Linked DNA regions of Mus musculus: region 1 is linked to region 2. Evidence: chromatin loops called from intact Hi-C (ENCODE). Cell type or tissue: gastrocnemius. All regions are shown on one strand. Each heading gives the region's core, and the rest is flanking DNA. Links, peaks and the distances in the headings are about the cores only. Region 1 has its middle 45 kb from the start of Lmx1a. Region 2 has its middle 7.9 kb from the start of Gm34207.

The links. Peaks named below come from ENCODE experiments on the same cell type or tissue, not always from the same donor. Only the 100,000 strongest peaks of a DNase experiment are listed, where the experiment ranks them.
Region 1: it touches region 2 in a loop (7-fold over the local background); 38 of 42 quality-filtered maps call a loop at or near these places.

The regions. Positions count from the first base shown.
Region 1 is chr1:167,640,239-167,649,733 of GRCm38, reverse strand. No RefSeq gene overlaps it. Among named protein-coding and RNA genes, the nearest start is that of Lmx1a, 45 kb to the left of the region's middle. In gastrocnemius, for the core only: a CTCF peak has its summit at 4,623 (motif pointing right); a DNase peak (open chromatin) is centred at 4,650; H3K27ac peaks cover 98 bases.
Region 2 is chr1:167,410,713-167,420,207 of GRCm38, reverse strand. No RefSeq gene overlaps it. Among named protein-coding and RNA genes, the nearest start is that of Gm34207, 7.9 kb to the left of the region's middle. In gastrocnemius, for the core only: no CTCF peak of the experiment used is centred there; DNase peaks (open chromatin) are centred at 5,174 and 5,431.

The sequences.
Region 1 (9,495 bases), core at 826-8,825, 230 kb before region 2:
AGGCGGGAGTAAATTGGCGGTTGAAGACCAGGAGTCTGGCTCCCACCCACCACCTGCCGGGACACACTGGGAAGGCAGGCAGAGGTGGTGGGCTCCATGGTATCAGTCCAAGGCTGCTGTGATGGATGCATTTGGGTGAGTGGAGACTTCCCCTCTTCCCCAAGTCCCGCCCCTTACCATGCTTCTGGAAATGCTATTTTTACCTTTGCCCTCAATTCTTGCTTCTGCCTTATCCCGGCAGTCCCTCTGCCTACAACATCCCACCCTCTCCATATGTGCAGCCCCTTCATATGGTCCACGTTATCTCAGCCATTGTAAGACCAAAGACAAAGGCTTCGAGAAACCACCGAGTAGACAGGGACACCCAAAAAGCTTGTTATCTGTCTCCAGGAAGCCCGTGTCTCAGGCCTGCACAATAGCTGGGCGTTTTCCAGCTTTTAAATCTGTCTGAGGAAATTGGAAGATGACAACAAGGCTCCTTACACTTTTTTTTATTTTTGGCAGACAATATTAACTTCCTAGCCGTGTCACCTGATTTACTCGTAAACCACACTGTCGCCTTCCACTGACCGTGTGCCCCCCAATAATAGATGGGGCTGGCTCCCCATTATTGTCAGGATTTTTGACTTTTCTTCCAGCTCATTCCTCACACAAGAATTATTAAGATTAGACAGTGCAATTTTGAAAAGCAAAATGCAAGCCACTTTTAAAAAAAAAACACATCTGACATACTTGGTTGAATTTTTATTTTTTACGCGTTTCCAGCCTTTTTTCTCTTTCTCCCTCTGAATGTACAGCCATGCTCCTTGCAACCCAACCAATGGGCCCCGGAGTCAGTGTAGCTGTTTCTAATTATTGGACCTCTAGAAGCTGTTCCAGACAGCTGCTTAGCATTGTGTTCCCACCACCAAAACCTGAGAGACAGAATCCTTGGTTACAAAATGCTAAAAGTTAAGGGGTTGAGAGACAACTTCCATTATAAACCTCCTGGTTTCACTCACTTGTAATTGTCCAAAAATTGTCCTTTTGCTCCAAATCATTCCATGCTCTGTTTCCACCCCAGGGATGAAATTACTTGGAAAGTCTGAACAAACGTGGCTGAGCCCGTTTGGAATCAGGCAGCTTGGCGGAGAATATCCTTCTTCAGCTGCCCATGGACACCCCAACACAGATGACCCTTATCGTGCCAGTGCCTCTCCCCTGCCCTGTGTGTGTGGTCAGCTTCATCCAGGGGAGGAAGTATTTGTGCTAGGAGTGGAGTGGAAATAGTAGTTTCAAGAAGGAAACCAGAGGCAACGACAGTATCAGACGATCCTAGGATGTCAGGGCAGGCGGAGGCACTCACACTGAACTATGTGTGGAATAAAGTTCCTTTCCTGGACTGGCTGTCCTATCAGTGATGGTGTGCAGTGGTTAAAAGACTGTGAAGTAATAAGAGACAATTATGAGTTTGACTGTGGGGTTTACCATAACTAGCTATGGGACCCTGTATTAAATTAAATAAATAACTAATTGAGTTAAATGCACTTTCTTGAGTGTTGATGTCGTCATCATTGAAATGAGAATGGTGGCAGTCCCCACCTCCCAGAAGGGCTTTGGTGGTATAAGGAGGAGATGCATATAGAACACTGGTCTTGCAGGTAAGAGGTACCGTGACATGTGCCCACGTGGCTGTAGTGCCATTTATCAACTGGGTCAGCATCTTGACTCCTCATCTTTCAGAGCATTCACATCTCATACTGGTGACAACTCTCTTCTGTTTCACTTCAGGAAACCAGGCTTTCCCCGTCTCTGCCCTAGGATTAAATGTTCCATTCCCCACAGGTGTGTATGAGATCTAATTCCAAACAAGCTGTAATCACTGTCTGACAGAACTTGGGCACCAAGGACTGCTCTCTCCTCTCTCCCATTGCAGGTCTATGTGTGCTGCCACAGTCTGTGAGTTCTGTTGTGTGTGGAAAATGATGTTTCCTTGGGGGCATCAGTAACTCTGGCTCCTACAATCTTTTTGCTTCCTCTTCTGCATGGTTCTCTGAGCCTTGAATGGGGAGGTAGGGGGTTGACATTTGACAAAGATATCCCATTTAGGGCTGAGTGTGGCAAAGTCTTAAAAGTGACACAGAGTAGACGACTACAGTTTCATTCCCATGGCATGGTGGTTTGCGTGAGAATGGCCCCATAGGATCATATATTTGCATCCTTAGTCCCCAGCTGGTGAACTGTTTTAGGAGGATTAAGACGAGGCGTGACCTTGTTAGAGAGGAGGTGTGGCCATGTTGGAGAGGAGGTGTGGCCTTGTTAGAGAGGAGGTGTGGCCATGTTGGAGAGGAGGTGTGGCCTTGTTAGAAGAGATATGTCTCTGGAAGTGTAAAGCTCTCAGAAACTGCTCCAGACCCATGGCTATCTGCTTCCCACCATGAAGATCATGAACTAACCCTCTAAACCTGTAAGCAAGCCCCCAATTAAATGCTTTCTTTTAGAAGAGTTGCCTTGGCCATGGTATCTCTTCACAGCAATAGAACAGTGGCTAAGAGAAGTGGATTTAGAGACTAGGAAGATCATGAGCAAAGCTTTGACAGGCCCTCTGTCTGGTGAAGGCTACTTCCTGCCCCTAGGTCCCAGCTCACTGGCTTCTTACATGGTTGGAGAAGTCTAAGGTTTTGGGACTTGCTAGTCAGCCAGTCCAGCCTACATTTAAGAAATCCTGTCTCAAATAGATAATATGGATATCAGCAAGAATGTCTACAAAGGCACTGCAGGCCACCTGCGTGTCTGCAGGAACACTATGCAACCAAAGGACACATCAGCTAGTGCTAACACAGCCCCAAAGCACAGGACCAAATATAACAAAACCTCAAGGGAGACAGACAACAAACCATATACACACCTAAAAAAAAAATGGAATAGTAGTGATTTCCACGCTTGTCGTATGGACAGATAAACTCGTGCAAAGAACATTTTCAAAGACTGGTAAGAAAAAAAAATAGGAGAAGTGAGTACCTTGGGGGGATTTAAATATGAAAGAGCAGGCGAGGAAGAGGAGAAGAGGTGGCTTGAGTGTTCTGTGCCATCAGCTAGCGCAGTGGTTCTCAGACTTCCTAACGCTGCGGCCCTTTAACACCGTGCCTCACATTATGGTGACTCCTAACGTGAAAGTTATTTTGCATAAATTGTAAAGTTATTTTCTGGCTATTTCATAACTGTAATCTTGCTACTGTTGTGAACGGTAATGTAAGTATCTGACATGCCGGCTATGTGATTATTCCAACCCCAAAGGGGTCGTGACCCACAGGTTGAGAACAACTGAACTAGAAGGATGCATTTGTATCTTTTCTCCTGGGGCTCGCCAGCACTGTCAAGCCTAGAGAGGCTGAAGACAACCACAGAGGCATACAGGTTGGCTCTCTCTCTCTCTTTTTTTTTTTTTTTTTTTTTTTTTAAAGATTTATTTATTTATTATATGTAAGTACACTGTAGCTTCTTCAGATCTCTCTCTTCTTTNNNNNNNNNNTCCCTCTCCCTCCCCCTTCCCCTCCTCCTCCTTCTCTAGCTTGCCTAGAACTCTGCTTCAGCTTGCTCACTGCTGGAATTATAAACTCAGACCACCACTGCAACCTGATTTTTGCATGGGTTCTGTGGATCAAACGCAGGTCCTGGTGCTTGTAAATCAAACATTTTCTACAGATTGGGCCCTCTCCCTAGCTCTATAATTGTGTCATTTAACAGCACCAAACTCATAACATATATTAGACAATCCTATTTAACTTGTGTGTTTTATCCTTCAGATTCTGAGCTAAGAAATCTTTCTGCTTCCTCTAGAACCGGTATCCAAGACTGGGTGTGGTCCCTTGCTTCCACTCCAGATCTTGGAACACAAAGCCAGATGATCTCTGATAGACACTATTGATTCACTAAAGTAAAGATGTTTTGGAGGTGATCTGACCAGACTCTTCTATCACACAGCAGAGGACTCCGAAGCCTTGTGAGGTCCAGGATCTGCTCAAGGTGCCATAATGGACTGCCCCATTGCCATCAGAGAATCCTCTGCCCTTCTCTTTGGGCTCTGTTCTTCACACCAGTTCCCCGACCTTTGCTAACTGTTAGGTGCGCTATAAGCAGTTCTGGCTTCCTTTGAGTCTACATCTGGCTCCTCAGATGTGGGAAGTGATGATCCCAGCCAACATTTTTATACTCTCTTGGCTTTGGTTAAAGGGGTATGGGGCAAAGAAGTCCTGATTCCCATTGAAAATTAATTTGGCTACTCCCGAGTCCCATGTTCTACTTGTGGGAACATCTGTCTGTCAGTGACAATGGAAACGTTTCTGTCAGAGTGAGATCCAGTCCTAAGTCTGAAACACTGTGCGGGTGACAAGGCAAGTCTAGTCTATGTTCCCTTCAGCTGCTGCGGGAGGGTTCACTGTTTCCCATCCTGCACTGATATTCCTATGCCTCCTCTGTGGGTGTCTTCATGCTCTCGCTTTGACTCCTCCTTGGGGCCCTTTTCCGCAGAGTCTGAAACAAACATTCCACTGAATGACACAGGTTCCAGGAGCTTCTGGCCAGAGTTGGAGGCTCTCCCAAGGCTCTGGAAGATGCTCTCCCAGACAGGCGCGACTAATACCGGGAGCCAGCAGCAGAGGGCGCCCGTGCCTAACTGTCTCCACGCCGCAGCATCCAGCTAAAGATGGATGGGTTTCTAGCTGCGCCACAGCTGCACAGCCCAAGGAGTTTCTCCCGTGGGGACTCTGGGCCCAGGGCCAGTTCCTCTGTGGTCTGTGGTCAGAGATGGCTGTTTGATCCAAATCTGTCACGGGAGACATTTTCATGGAGTTTTCCAGGAGGGTGAGAGTGGCTCTCTTCTGGCTGGAAGTTGTTTTTTTCTTTTTTTCTTTTTTTTTTCTTTTTCCTTTTTTTGTGGAGTGGGGTGGGGTGGGGGTGCTTCACAAGCTGGCAGAGACTCTTTTCCCTGATCTGCTTTCCCTGGGCACCTTAGGAAAAAGGGGAAGAGTTTAAGTTTCCTTGCCACTACCCACCTAGCCCCTCCTAGTCCCAGCGATGCCCTAAATTAATCCTTATAGCCGAAAGCCTTAGTTCAGTTTGAGGGAAGACTCGCCAAAAGCCAGCTGTTGATGCAGTGATCACTCAGAGAAAAGATTTGATGTTTGGAAACAGTCAAGTCCCATTCCATCCCAAATGTATTAAATAATGTAGGGAAGGAAGCTAGGAACTAAGAAAGAGCCAGCATGGTGCTAGGGCAGGTGGGGCAGTTGCGGATGCTATGAGAATCTGTGTCACGTGGGGGAGGGGGGTTGTGGTTATTTAATGAGTTTTCAGTGTAGAATCGTGAGACCACCTTCTTAGGTGGCCTCTAAACCAGTTTTAAAGACGAAAGTCTAAAAGAGAACTAGCCAAAGAAAATATCCACAAGCTGAACATTCGGAATATGTCAGCCAGCTGCTGGTTTGTCCGAGTTCCACATTTACTTAAGAAGAGCTCTTCCTTTCTGTGCCCCTTGCATCTACTAGCGCCTCAGTCTGCAGATCCTTCTCAGTCACAGCACAGGACACAGGAGGTCTTGAAGAACAGTGTCTGCAGTGAGGGTAGCCATGCCCCTCACCCTGAGCTCTGTGTGTGCCCTGGGACCAACACTGACCTCAGCAATCTTTGTTTCTTCATATTTAGAATGAATAGATGTCATACATACATATTCTCTCTCTCTCTCTCTCTCTCTCTCTCTCTCTCTCTCTCTCTCTCTCTCTCTCTTTCTCAGAAAAGGTCTCTTACTTAACCTGGGGCTACCCTAGCTGGCCTGTGAGTCTCTGGGATCCACTGCCACATTTCACACTGCTTCCGAAATTTATCTTACTAGGGCTATAGCTGAGTGAAGAAAGGATGGACACACAGACAGGAAAGCTGGGATCTGGTAGGCTGTGCTCTCTCTGATGAAGAAATAGCAGCAATAGCAAGCCAGAAACTCATCATGTCTATTTTATGCATCTGAATCAAGGAGCTGGGTTTCTTGTATACAGCTGCATAGGAAGGAGGGCTCGTGGTACACAGCTGAACAAGGAGGCAGGCTTAGCTAATGTTCGTAGGAAGTCTCTGTAGGGGAGCAGTCTCAGCCGGCATCAATCCTAGAGAAGAAGCTATAATCGACCGGTCTGCACCTGCAGTCAGCATTTGCTCTGGGGCCAGAGGAAGGCTTGGCCAACTCCTGACCTGGAGAAGGATTAGCCAGCTCCCATGGGTCTGAGGTATTGGGGTCCTTGACCCAGCTTGGTTCATGTCAACACCTTGTATTCAGTCAGGCTCTCATCCATTCCCCCATAGCCCACCTGTATACTTCTCACCACACTGGCATCATAAAGCTTGCTGCCATTCCAGGCTTCTCTGTGGGTGGGGTGCTAGGTAACTACAATCAGGTCCTCATGCTTGTGTGACAAGCACCTCACCCTCCAAGCCACGTCTATCACTTCAGTCCCAGAGAAGGGATCTCTATTAACTTTGATCTTAATGTTTTCTGTCTGTCTCGTGTATCAGTTCCCCGAGGCAATGAACACTAAGGCCTGAATTCATTTGCTTCCTGCTCCCCATACCCCTGAAAAGTGATTTAACTGCTCACAGTCTGACAATGAGATTGCTCTATTTGCAATGGAATGAAATAGAACGAAACCAGGGGTACCAACTGTGGGGGGAAAATGCCAACTTTGAACTGGGTGCTTGGCTCTAAGCTGTTATGGAAACACTTCCATCAGACATGATCTCTGCTCAAGGAGTTCACGGTAAAGTTTTTATAATATGAAAGTGAATAATAGAATATGCCACACACAGTGTGAATGGTGTTCAAATGGAGAGAGATTCGAAATAATGTGAAGAACCAGAGAAGTAGGGAGATCAGGAATGGTTGCATAAAGATATGGTGACAGGCCAGCCTGAAAGGACAGGTCGAGCTGGAATAGGAGTCACTGGAAAAGGTGTCCTCCCAGACACAGAAGAAAGTCAAAGCAAACACACAGGCAGTCACTGATTGGTGGGAGAGCAAGCCTGGCCAGAATGAGCGTGCTGTGGCTGCATAAAGAAGGAGAAAACTAAACAAACAGTCCGACCATAGTGCCACACCTCTTGAATCCCCACACTAGGGAGGCAGAGGCAGGTGGATTTCTAAGTTTAAGGCTAGCCTGGTCTACAGATAACATTACATAGAGAAAGCCTGTCTTGAAAAAACAAAAACAAAAAGAAGGAGGAGAGAAGAGGGGTGAGGGGAGGAAGAGGAGAAAGAAGAAGGGGGAGGGGAGGGGATGAGGAAGAAGAGGAGGAGGGAGAAGGGGGGAGGGGAGGAGGAGATAACTAAGGCTTTTTTTTTGGCGGGGGGGGGGGCAGGGACCCAGCTATGGACCTAGCTGGGACTGCCTTTGATGGGTTCCATCGGTAGAAGATGCAAACTTTGGGACCTGTGTCCTGGGGAAGGTTCTATTCACTGAGAGACAAAGCTCGGGATTAGAGCCTAAACAATGCTCAGGATGCTCAGAATGCTGGGGCTTTCGGGTAAATGCTAGATCCACAGACCAGGAAGGATCTCCAGGTTGTTAAGGCAACATCCACACCAGCCTTCCAGGTGAACGGGTGTCAGCCATTTTCTTCCCTTGAAGAAAAAGGTCTGCCGTGTTTAACAGTTCTGGTCTGGCAAATGCTTTCTGTAAGCTGTGCCTCTTACATATGGCTATGAGGCAGAAAAGGCCTTAGTGTTCTCCCAACAGCAGCTTTCTAACCAGCTCTATTGGGCCCCTTCTCCCTGCCTGCTGACAGTACCTAGGTAGATGCACAAAACAGTTCATTTCTGTCATTGAAATTATCCAGCCTCATCCCAAGCTTGTGGTCCATTCTTTTGATCTCACAACTTTCATCACCATTGTTTTTAAGTCTTCCTTTCCTCTGCCCACTGGAGAACTGCGTGCTGGAGAAAGTGAGCTACATTTCTTTCCTGCGGTTGAGATAAAATGCTCTGGGTAGACCAACTCTAAGGAGAAGGGTTTGCTTGACTACAATTTAGGTTGTAGCCCATCATTGTGGGAAAGTCGAGATAGGAACCTGAAGCAGCCAGTCACATGGCAGTCAAGAACAGAGAGAATAAATGTGTGCACGTCTATTATTCAGCTCAGAACCCAGGGAATGGTGCTGCCCACAGTGGATTAGGTCTTTCCACACAATTAGCATAATCGAGACATTCTCCTCCACAGACAGGCTCCCAGGCCAACCTGAGCTAGACAAGCCCTACTGAGAATCTCTTCCCAGGTGATTCTGATGAGACAGGCAGACTCCATGACAGGCTTCAGATTGGCAGTTCAGATGATTAGGCCTAAAAACCTCGGCTTCAGGCAGCTGCTAGTCAGAAACTGCCCTGCCATCAGAAACTGCCTCCACTACCTGGCCTGAAGCAAGGACAAAGGGTCAGCAGTTTCCAGCCACCCCCCACTCTGGGTAATGGAATATCCTTAGACATAGAGTAAAACAAAGCCCACCTACCCTGGAATTCCCCTAATGTGCTTTATTTAAATCAGGTCTGTGAGCTCACGTGATTGTCTATCTTCATAAAGCATGCTGGACTTTTGTAGAATAAAACACTTCTTGTGTTTACATACTATTTGAGTCTGGGGTGTCATTCTTCCAAAACTCATGGACCCTTACATTTGGGGGGTTGTCCAAGATTTGCTGAAGACACTCCCCTCCCCCACCCACCCAATTAGTGGAGTACAACCCCCCCATTGATAAGTTCAGGCACCCAGTTGTCTTTTGTCTTGTCCACATCTGTGTTTCTGTTTTGGATTTAATTCTGTTGCCAGTTTAATCTGGAGGTCGAGGGTGACAAAGCAGTCAACCGGCCAGGAGCCACAGAGGATACTCTCGAGGCCCTACCGGAAGCAGAACTTGCTAGTTCTCATCTGGATTCTGAGCTGGCTGTGGGACTATGGGCCTCCCATGCACAGGGAGGAAGACCGGCTAAGACAGCCTTTGGTTTTGCTTTTTTTCTCCCAGGAATGTCCTTCTGTGTTTGTCTGTGTGTATTCCATTTGTGCTTTTTGTCCTCTCCTACAAATTTTTCTTTGACTCCTAGGGTGGGACAGGCACAAAGCACCCCGCTGGGCTTGGTCCTGAACCATTTTAAGGACTTTTGCCAAGTCACAGAAGACTCAAGTCTGGTTGTTTGTCCCCTCAAACTAACCATCTTTTGCAGAAAGATCCTATAAAGTAGGATGGCCTGAGGAGGGGACTTTCTATCTCCCCATCATTGACAGGGTGAAGGTTTAGTTTATAAGGCCAGTGACCACCTAGACCAAGTGCTATGGACCCCACCGCTCCCCACCCGTTTTCCTCTAAAGGAGGGTCAGCCTTGTTCCCCCTTCCTGTCCCCTGGGAGGATCTCTGTCCCCCTCCTTATGTTCCTGCTCCTACTGCCACTGCTGCCCCTGCCCAGCCAGCACAGGCAGAGGGAGGAGC
Region 2 (9,495 bases), core at 683-8,682:
TCATGTAATGAAGTGGTTCATGGCTACCCAGGACCTAGCCTGATGTTAGGGAGAGGGAGAGGCCTGGCTAAGAAGGATCAGGAGAAACTGATGGGAGAGTGTGCTGTCTTCATTATAAAACACCCAGGGAAATCACATGTGCTGCTGACTTTGTCTGGTATAGGATCTGACAAAGAAAGCAACCGAATTATCTTTTTCTTTTTTATTCCGAAGGAGTTTAACTCTACTATAGCTGGTAAGAAACTAAGAGCCCGCACTGCCTGTGTGCTCAAATGAGGTTTAAATGTGACACTGAAGAATACACACATGGAATCGCATAAAACATTTTCCACTGGTCTCTCCCTGGAGTTCCACTGCATCTTGTTCAACAAGCAACCCACCCACATGTGCCCAGGGAGGAAAATACCCTCAAAGGCGAATGAGAGGCTGTGGAAACTCCACACTCAAGATTGGATTTCACAAGCAGACAGCCAGGCACCACCAGACTGGGTTCTGCAACCTGGCTGTGGCTTCTAGTTCCCTAATCTGGCTCTATCTTTGGGTCAAAGGAAAACTATAGAAATGCTATACAGTCACCAAACATGAAGCTATTCCCAAGGGATCCAGACTCCAGCCCCCAGACTGCACCTTTCCTTTTGTCTGTGTGTTCCCCTACCTTGGAAGCATGTGAGAACATCCCTGAAGAGGACAGACTCACTGACCGCCTCAAGAACAGCTAGAGGCTGGTGAGATGGCTCAGTGGGTAAGAGTACCCGACTGCTCTTCCAAAGGTCCAGTGTTCAAGTCCCAGCAACCACACGGTGGCTCACAACCATCCGTAACAAGATCTGACGCCCTCTTCTGGTGTGTCTGAAGACAGCTACAGTGTACTTACATATAATAAATAAATAAATCTTTTTAAAAAAAAAGAACAGCTAGGCTGGATGTTGAGATGTTCTAGAGAACTGAAGATATGACCTCAGACAAGAATACACTTCTCCAGAGTGTATCTGAGGGACCAAATGCCTAGCTCCACCCTTCTGTGGAAGACACGGACACAGCTCATAACTAACTTTTCCTCAATCTTAGCTATGGGTCTTCAGCACCCAAACTGAAAGGTTGAGACACTAGGGAAGCTTAGTCTGAAGAGAAAATTAAGAAGGGATGACACAGATCCTGATAGTAACACTAGCTGTTCATTGCTCCTTTGATAAATATTCTGAGAGCTGGAACAATTGCTTAGCAGTTGACAGAGCATACTGCTCTTACCTGAGCCTGGTTCCCAGCACCCACAGTAGGTGGCTCACAACCACCTGCAACTTGATGCTTCCTTCTGGCCTCTGCAGACACTTATGCTCATATACCCACATGTAGACACAGATATATACATGTAATTTAAAAATAAAAATATTCAGCCGGCTGTGGTGGCGCACGCACACCTTTGATCCCAGCACTTGGGAGGCAGAGGCAGGCGGATTTCTGAGTTCGAGGCCAGCCTGATCTACAGAGGACAGCCCAGGACAGCCAGGGCTACACAAAGAAACCCTGTCTCGAAAAACCAAAACCAAACCAAAACAACAACAAAAAAAAAAAAATTCAGAACAGCCGGGCATGGTGGTACACACCTTTAATCCCAGCACTCAGGAGGCAGAGGCAGTCGGATTTCTGAGTTCGAGGCCAGCCTGGTCTACAAAGTGAGTTCCAGGACAGCCAGGGCTACACAGAGAAAGCCTGTCTCGAAACACCCCCCCAAAAAATATTCAGAACAACATTCACATAGAATATTATGTAATGAGGAAATGAGAAAAACAAAAACAGTTGATACTCCCTGCCCCTAGATAAAGAGCTACAGGCAATCAATGGTTGCTGTGAGATAACCAGTTTTCTTCAGGGTATAGATAGCCCCCCTGATAAGTTACCCAATTCCAAATGGTCAGCCCTAATAAAATACATAGAAGAGCAACAGTAAATGGCCTCCACAGATTGTATTTCCATGTACATATGTATGGATGGATGTATATATGTAACGGTAGTGATTAAGAAGAGGTCACAAAGTTCAGAGGGAGTGGGGTGCACAGAAAGAGCTGCATGGGGGAAGAGTGTGGATTGGAAATGATGTAAACACAGGAAATTCTAAAAAAAACAAAACAAAAAAAAAAAAAAAAAAAAAAACCACAGTTGATGCATCATGGACCCAGGGATACAGCTCAGCTCAGTGATTAAATACATGCCTAGCATGAGTAAGGCCCTAAATTTAATCTCAAGTAACACCAAAAAGCATGAGGTGGTGGGATTTATCTAATCTCTCTCTCTCTCTCTCTCTCTCTCTCTCTCTCTCTCTCTCTCTCTCTCTCTTTCTCTCCCTCCCTCCCTTCCTCCCTCCCTCCCTCCCCCCTCCCTCTCCCTCTCCCTCCCTCCCTCTCCCTCTCCCTCTCCCCCTCCCCCTCCCCCTCCCCCTCCCCCTCTCCCTCCCTCTCTCTCTCTCAGCAAAGTCTCATATATCTCAGGCTAACCTTAAACTCACTATGTGCCCAAGGATAGCTTTGAACTTCTGACTCTTCTCCTGTACTTCCTGAAGGCCGTATCTGCTTTTATGTAGTGCTGAGTATTCCATCCAGGGGCTCATACATGCTAGTCAAGCATTTCACCAACTAAGCTATGCCCTCAGTCCTTGTCTTTTAAAGCTAAGACAATATGTATGTGTCTTATAATAATAAGATAGAAAGCATTCATTTCTCCATGAGTGAAACACATAAAGTACCATACTTAGGATAGTTTGGAAACCTTTGGAATTATTGGTGGTAAGAAAAGCTTCAGAGGTGAAAAAGACACTTAAGGTGACCTTTGAGAGACAGGTAGAGTTTGGATCTGAAAGACTGAATACTGAAGTGGGATGACGGTGTGTGCAATGAGTCTGACAAGACTCACACGGAGCAAAGCATTTGCCTCAGTCTAGCGGAAGACTAGCTTCAGCTTCCGATAAGAACTAGGATTTATGTGCTAAACAGCCCAGGCTATCGAAGGTTTGTGAGCTGGCGCACAGTGTGGCAAGACCTCAGGACTAAGTGGGCGAGGCAGGTTAGAGCAGAGTACAGCCAGAGACAAGATACAAATCAGAACAAAAACACAGTCAGATAGACAAAAGAACAAAAGAAAGAGGGACGGAGAAATAAGGGTATCAGGGAAGGCATGAAGACAATGGGTAGAGATGCTGGCGTGTCCACAGGATTGGGTCACTGGTGAGCCAGTGTACCAATGACATCGAAGATTTACCTGAAGTGGATCTTCTGGTTGTTTATAAGGCTAGTAATACTGTTATCGTAGACTTGTTAATAAAATAATTTAGAAACAGATTCAAAAGAAACCTGGACAACAATTTTATTAGCATTTAGGAAAACAGTAGATTATACAGGTTATGTGACAATCCTGGCAGCTACCAGGAGGGGAGATGGGGAAAAGGCCACGCCTTTTAAGTTAGACATGGAATAGAAACAGATAGCTTGTTTAGAAAGGAAAAACTACGTCTAGTAATCCGACCACCCACCCCATCTCACCCCTTTATATTTCCTGGGCTTTATCCAGAGCTTGTTCTGTTGTCGGATGACGTCAGGGTAAGCAAAGGCTTCCGGTCTCCCTCTGCAGTTGGCTTCTTTCATGTGCAATCTTTGTAGCTCTTTTTGTCCATATTCTTTTTTTTTAATTTATTTTTTAATTAGGTATTTTCTTCATTTACATTTCAGATGCCATCCCAAAAGTCCCCCAGACACTCCCCCCCCCACTCCCCTACCCACCCACTCCCACTTCTTGGCCCTGGTGTTCCCTTGTACTGAGGCATATAAAGTTTGCAAGACCAAGGGGCCTCTCTTCCCAATGATGGCCGACTAGGCCATCTTCTGCTACATATGCAGCTAGAGACACGAGCTCCGGGGGGTACTGGTTAGTTCATAATGTTGTTCCACCTATAGGGTTGCAGACCCCCTTTTAGCTCTTTGGGTACTTTCTCTAGCTCCTCCATTGGGGGCCCTGTGATCCATCCAATAGCTGACTGTGAGCATCCACTTCTGTGTTTGCCAGGCCCCGGCATAGCTTCACAAGAGACAGCTATATCAGGGTCCTTTCAGCAAAATCTTGCTGGTGTATAAAATGGTGTCTGTGTTTGGAGGCTGATTATGGGATGGATCCCCGGGTGCGGCAGTCTCTAGATGGTCCATCCTTTTGTCTCAGCTCCAAACTTTGTCTCTGTAATTCCTTCCATGGGTGTTTTGTTCCCAATTCTAAGAAGGGGCAAAGTGTCCACACTTTGGTCTTCGTTCTTCTTGAGTTTCATGTGTTTTGCAAATTGTATCTTGTATCTTGTGTATTCTAAGTTTCTGGGCTAATATCAGTGAGTACATATCATGTGAGTTCTTTTGTGATTGGGTTACCTCACTCAGGATGATGCCCTCCAGGTCCATCCATTTGCCATATTCCATTTTTGTCCATATTCTTCTATCACAATACTATCAACAAAAAAAAGGGACCTTAAAGGTAAAGATGCCTGTGGGGCATGTATGTGTGATGTCTACCAGGATGCAGAGCTGGAACATGCATGCACACACGCGCACTCACACACACAAACACACACACACACACAGAGCACACATACACACCACTTCCTAATCCCACACCCGAGTGCCAATAGCTTGACTTATAGATCAAAAGGTTTTAAGGTTTAGTCTCTGGAACAATAGGAAAATAGTTTTCTATGCTGATATGTACATAGATAGAGGGAGAGATGGGGATGTATGAGCAGAATTTTTTATTTTCTCATGGGTAATTTTACAAATTTTCCAAATATTGTCTATCAACCACTTGATTATACTAGATTAGTAAGTTGATCCACCTGATGAAAACTAACAAATGTAGAGAAAACCATTCTTGCATCCTGAACTGAAGATCTCCTGCCATGGCCTTCCAGGGTCCCTACAATTTCGTAACTGGTTCTTTGACTCTGGGCCTGCCAGTCTTCCCCTGTACAGCTATAGCTCTCAATTCTCAATTCAGAGCCCCGTCCTTGAATTGTTGTCCCTGGCCTTGTAGTCTGGAGTTTAGAGAGTTGTTGATGAAAACGTCTCTTCTTGACTGAGCTTGTTACATGACCCCAGGAAGTAGAGGAAATAACGCAGCAGCTCGTGACTTAGACAATGCTGCCACCCGTAGGTCACAACTGGAATTGCCTCTGGTCTTCTCCCCTAATTAAGAGTGACTTAATGGAACATTTCCCAAGGACTTGGAGTTGTTACTGGAATTGTAACTGAATTGTTACTGCCATTATCGCTAATGCTTCAACAATAAGCCTTTGATATTTGTGACACGATTATAAAACAGGCCTATGAGCTTGGGCTGCTGCAGAAATGAGGTTCTGGGAATGCAAAATAAGAAATCACTTGCAGCCCAAAAAGAGAATCCACGTGGGCAAACTGCCCTGAGGGGGAACAAGGGAAAAAAGAAGACGCCTCTCACACAGCACGAACGATGCAGCAGGTACAGTGTGAGACATCGAGCTTACTCCCAGAGAGCAGCGCAGCTGCTTTGACCTCAGCTTTCCCTACCCTGTCCCCCGTCTATTCTCAGTCTCAGATCCAAACCACCGGCGCTGTTACCACTTTTGAGGACTCTGAGTATCTGAACTTGTTCGGATCACACTTTCCTGCTGGAGTCTTAGGTAAAGCTTTAAAAATGGTGCTTTGGGTTTACATTTTCTAGATGTGAGTACACTGTGGCTGTCTTCAGACTCACCAGAAGAGGGCGTCAGATCCCATTACAGATGGTTGTGCGTCACCCTGTGGTTGCTGGGAATTGGACTCAGGACCTCTGGAAGAACTGTCAGTGCTCCTAATTATTGAGTCATTTCTCCAGCCCTAGGTTTACATTTTAGACACTATTCCACATTCCAGGACAGCTATCCTGAAATTTTTGGTGCCCCAGATTCCCCTAATTTTAGGAAGTCTTTGACCTATTTCCCCTCCCCTTCTAAAACCTTCTGCCTGGTAGTGGATTTGGGAACAGTTGAAGGCTGTATAACCCAATCTGACAGCCACGACTTATCAGTGGTTATTGGTGCCTGGAATGTGGCCAGCCCAAATTGATACACACCTTGCCTATAAAACCACATTGACTTCTAAGAAGTCTTTGTGTAGAAGCCAAAATATAAACTTATCTCCTTAATGATTTTATATTGGCAGTATACTACTAAACATCACACTAATTTGGGATGTGTTAGGTTAAGAATATCATTAAAATTAATTTCTCTGGCATCTTTTTACTTTGTAATGAGTAAGTCTTCTATTGCATGGATGGGTACCACTATATTTCTACTGGGCATTTGTGGTTCAAAGATGTACACATGTAAATAAAGGCATTTCTTACATTAATTAGTATAAGATCCCAGGCATGAAACAGAAATTTATTTCCTACTTAGCTGATGGGCAAAAAGCTGTCACCTGAGGCTCAAGACAACTATAATTATTAGCCGAGATTTTCATGTCATTGTGGAAACTAATGAAGCTTGACTTTCTCTGATTGTGTCTCTTGTGGGTGGGTGACTGGTTTGCTAATTATCCTAAAGTTCCCATCCTACTAAATTCCATTAACAATACTGTAATTTATATGCTAGACCAAGCTCAATAAACAACAGAGTATTTCCATTAAAGAAAGTAGCAGGGAGGGGATGGAGAAATGTCTCAGTTGTTAAGAGATTTCAGTGGAAGAATAAAGAGACCAGAGTTCAGATCCCAGAACACACGCCAATGCCAAGGGGACCTGGTGGCCTATCTGTATAATCCCAGCAAGGATAGGCATATCTGCAAGCTCTGGGTTTGATTGAGAGGCCTTTCCTCAATGAATAAAGTGAAAGATTAAAGGAGAATGATTCCCAACATCAACACCATGCCTACACACAGGAGGAATGGGCTGTGCAAGCACATGTGTGCACAAAACGTGGATAGGGCATGCATGCACCACACACAGAAAAAAATGGCAGTCTCTTAATGGAGCTCTTATTATTCTACTAGAAGTGTGCTCCAGAGAAAGAAAGGCTGCAGAATCCTCTTGCCCTTGTCTAGTCAGGTGCCTTTAGCTGAGAGGAAATGCTGCTGTGAGTTAAAAACTGATCACATCCTAGGGTTAAACCAATTCATCCCCAAAGGCTCTCTCTCAGGCTAACTGGAGTTTCTTCACTCATCATAACAACCTTGGAAAATTGTTGGATTCCTAAACAGAATGCAAATTCAAAGCTCCTAACTTAGGAGTTATGAATCACTTTTTTTGAGGGGCCTTGGAACAATGGTGACCTGACTTTCCAGTGCCAACAGGAATGGGCCCTGTCTGCCTGAGAGAGAATTCTAATGGTGTTCCTTTCACCCCTATGATCTTCTAAAATAATCGTATATGTTCCACACTTACATGGTTTATATCTCAAATTGCTCCAAATGAAATGAAACTACTAAGCCCTGTCCCTAAATCCTATCCATCACGACACTGACTTTTGGAATAGGGAAGCTGATTTCTCAAGTTCATCTTCAAAACTGGACTCTGGTTCCTCGCTCTGTGTAAGAAGGAGCACTCCCAACTCGTTAAACCAGAAAGAGCCAATACCCGTAGTCTGAGGTCCCCCGAGGAACTCATTTGAACACTGCACAGAGCAAACTCAGCAGATATCTTCTGCCAGCTCCTTTCCATTTTCTCTGCTATGTGTGATATTTTCCATGGATGAGACCAGAGATGTTTGGTTGCAAATGGCTGTCAGATGTTTAAACAGTTCTGTTGCTGAAACATGATAATTTCCAGAAGCTCTCTTTCTGCCCGTGGTGTCTTTCGGTAAGACCCACCACAAAGAAAACGGGGTTGTACAAGAAAAATGGCAGAAGATCTGGGAATTAACCAGAAAAAAAAACTAGACTATAACATGCCTCCAACAACAACAAAAAAAATCATTAATAGGAAACAGGCCAGTTTCTAAGGGTCACAGAAAGAATACATGCTGGATTCTCGGCAACTGGCTTCGTTTCAGAGTCAGTAACCTCCAAGTTGTCAGGGAGGATTGCGGTTAATGCTGTGAAAGATGTGTGCTGAAAGATTTCTAGTTGCCCTTGAATTCCTGAGCTTCAAGTCAGGACATCATACCACACATGTGCAAAACAGAAAGTCTGGTAAAGTCTAAACGGACCCTGCTATAAGTAAACCTACTATGTAAAAGCTCAACTCATAAAATCAATACATTAGAAAGCAATCATTAATATTAAAAAGGAAGTTGATTTTAAAATATTTTAGTGAAATTTTCCCTATTCACATATTTGGTTAAGTTATATGAAAATACTAGTATTTGGTTATTTTAACCCTCCCTCAAAAATAAAGCTCCCACATTCTGGTCATTCCATATGATTTAACCTATATATTGCATTGTATAGGTACTGGAGATTTTTCATGTGTATGCATGTTTTGCCCTCACATTTGTATATGCACCAAATGCCTGGTGCCCATAGAGGTCAGAGGAGTGTGCCTGACTCCCAGACTACAGTTGCAGGCACTTATGAACTACTGTGCACTCTGGAGATTGAGCTCTGGTCTTCTAGAAAAGCAGCCAATGCTTGGAACTGCTGGTCCATCTCTCCAGCCTCCAGAAATAAATAACCTTTAAACCCTACTTTCATGGGGCTACAGAGAGGGCTCAGTCAAGGAAGCATTTACTGCACAGGCATTAGGACCTGAACTGCAGCCTCGGGGCCATAGAAACAAAAGGCTGGGAATGGTGCAGTTGTAGTCACAGCGCTAAGGAAGGGGTCAGGTGGTTCAGTGGCATCTAGACTTGCCTAATCAGTGAGAGACAATCTCACAAAAATAAGGTGAATGGCACCAAAGGAATGACAACTAAGGTTGTCTGCACGTACGCACAAGCACACACACACAGAATACTTTATTCAATGTTTCCCATTTGTGTGTAAAGTTTCAGTAGCTCAGCTGCTTTAACCTGAGTGCCAGTGTAGACAGAAACAGTGACGTTATCAAAAGCCAGAAGGATTTTGAGTGTTATCTGTCGAAAAAAAAATTTTTTTTCCAAAAAGAGAAATCTCAGTAACACAAGAAGTAATGAGTGAGGACTAAGAATTTGGTAATGCCTAAAATAATAGTAACACTAGCTACAAATTACCTATTTGAGTATTTCAAAGCAGCCTTGAATGAAGTTAAACTTCTAAGCCACATTCCCAAATCACTATGAGAATAAAGAGTAAAGAGGAGAGACAGGGTGATTTTAGCGATCAGGACTTACCTAACCATGCCAGCACTCAGAAGTGGGAAAGGAAAGATGCCAAGTTTGAGGCTAGCCTGGGCTACAGAGAGAGATCTGTCTCAAAGAGCACCCTCCACCCAACTTACACATCCAAATAAGGACTGCTGTTCAAGGAGTCCTGAGGGAAGCTGCATATCTAATTCCAATTGACACTGGTGCATTGATCAGAAAGCCTGTGGAATGTACCC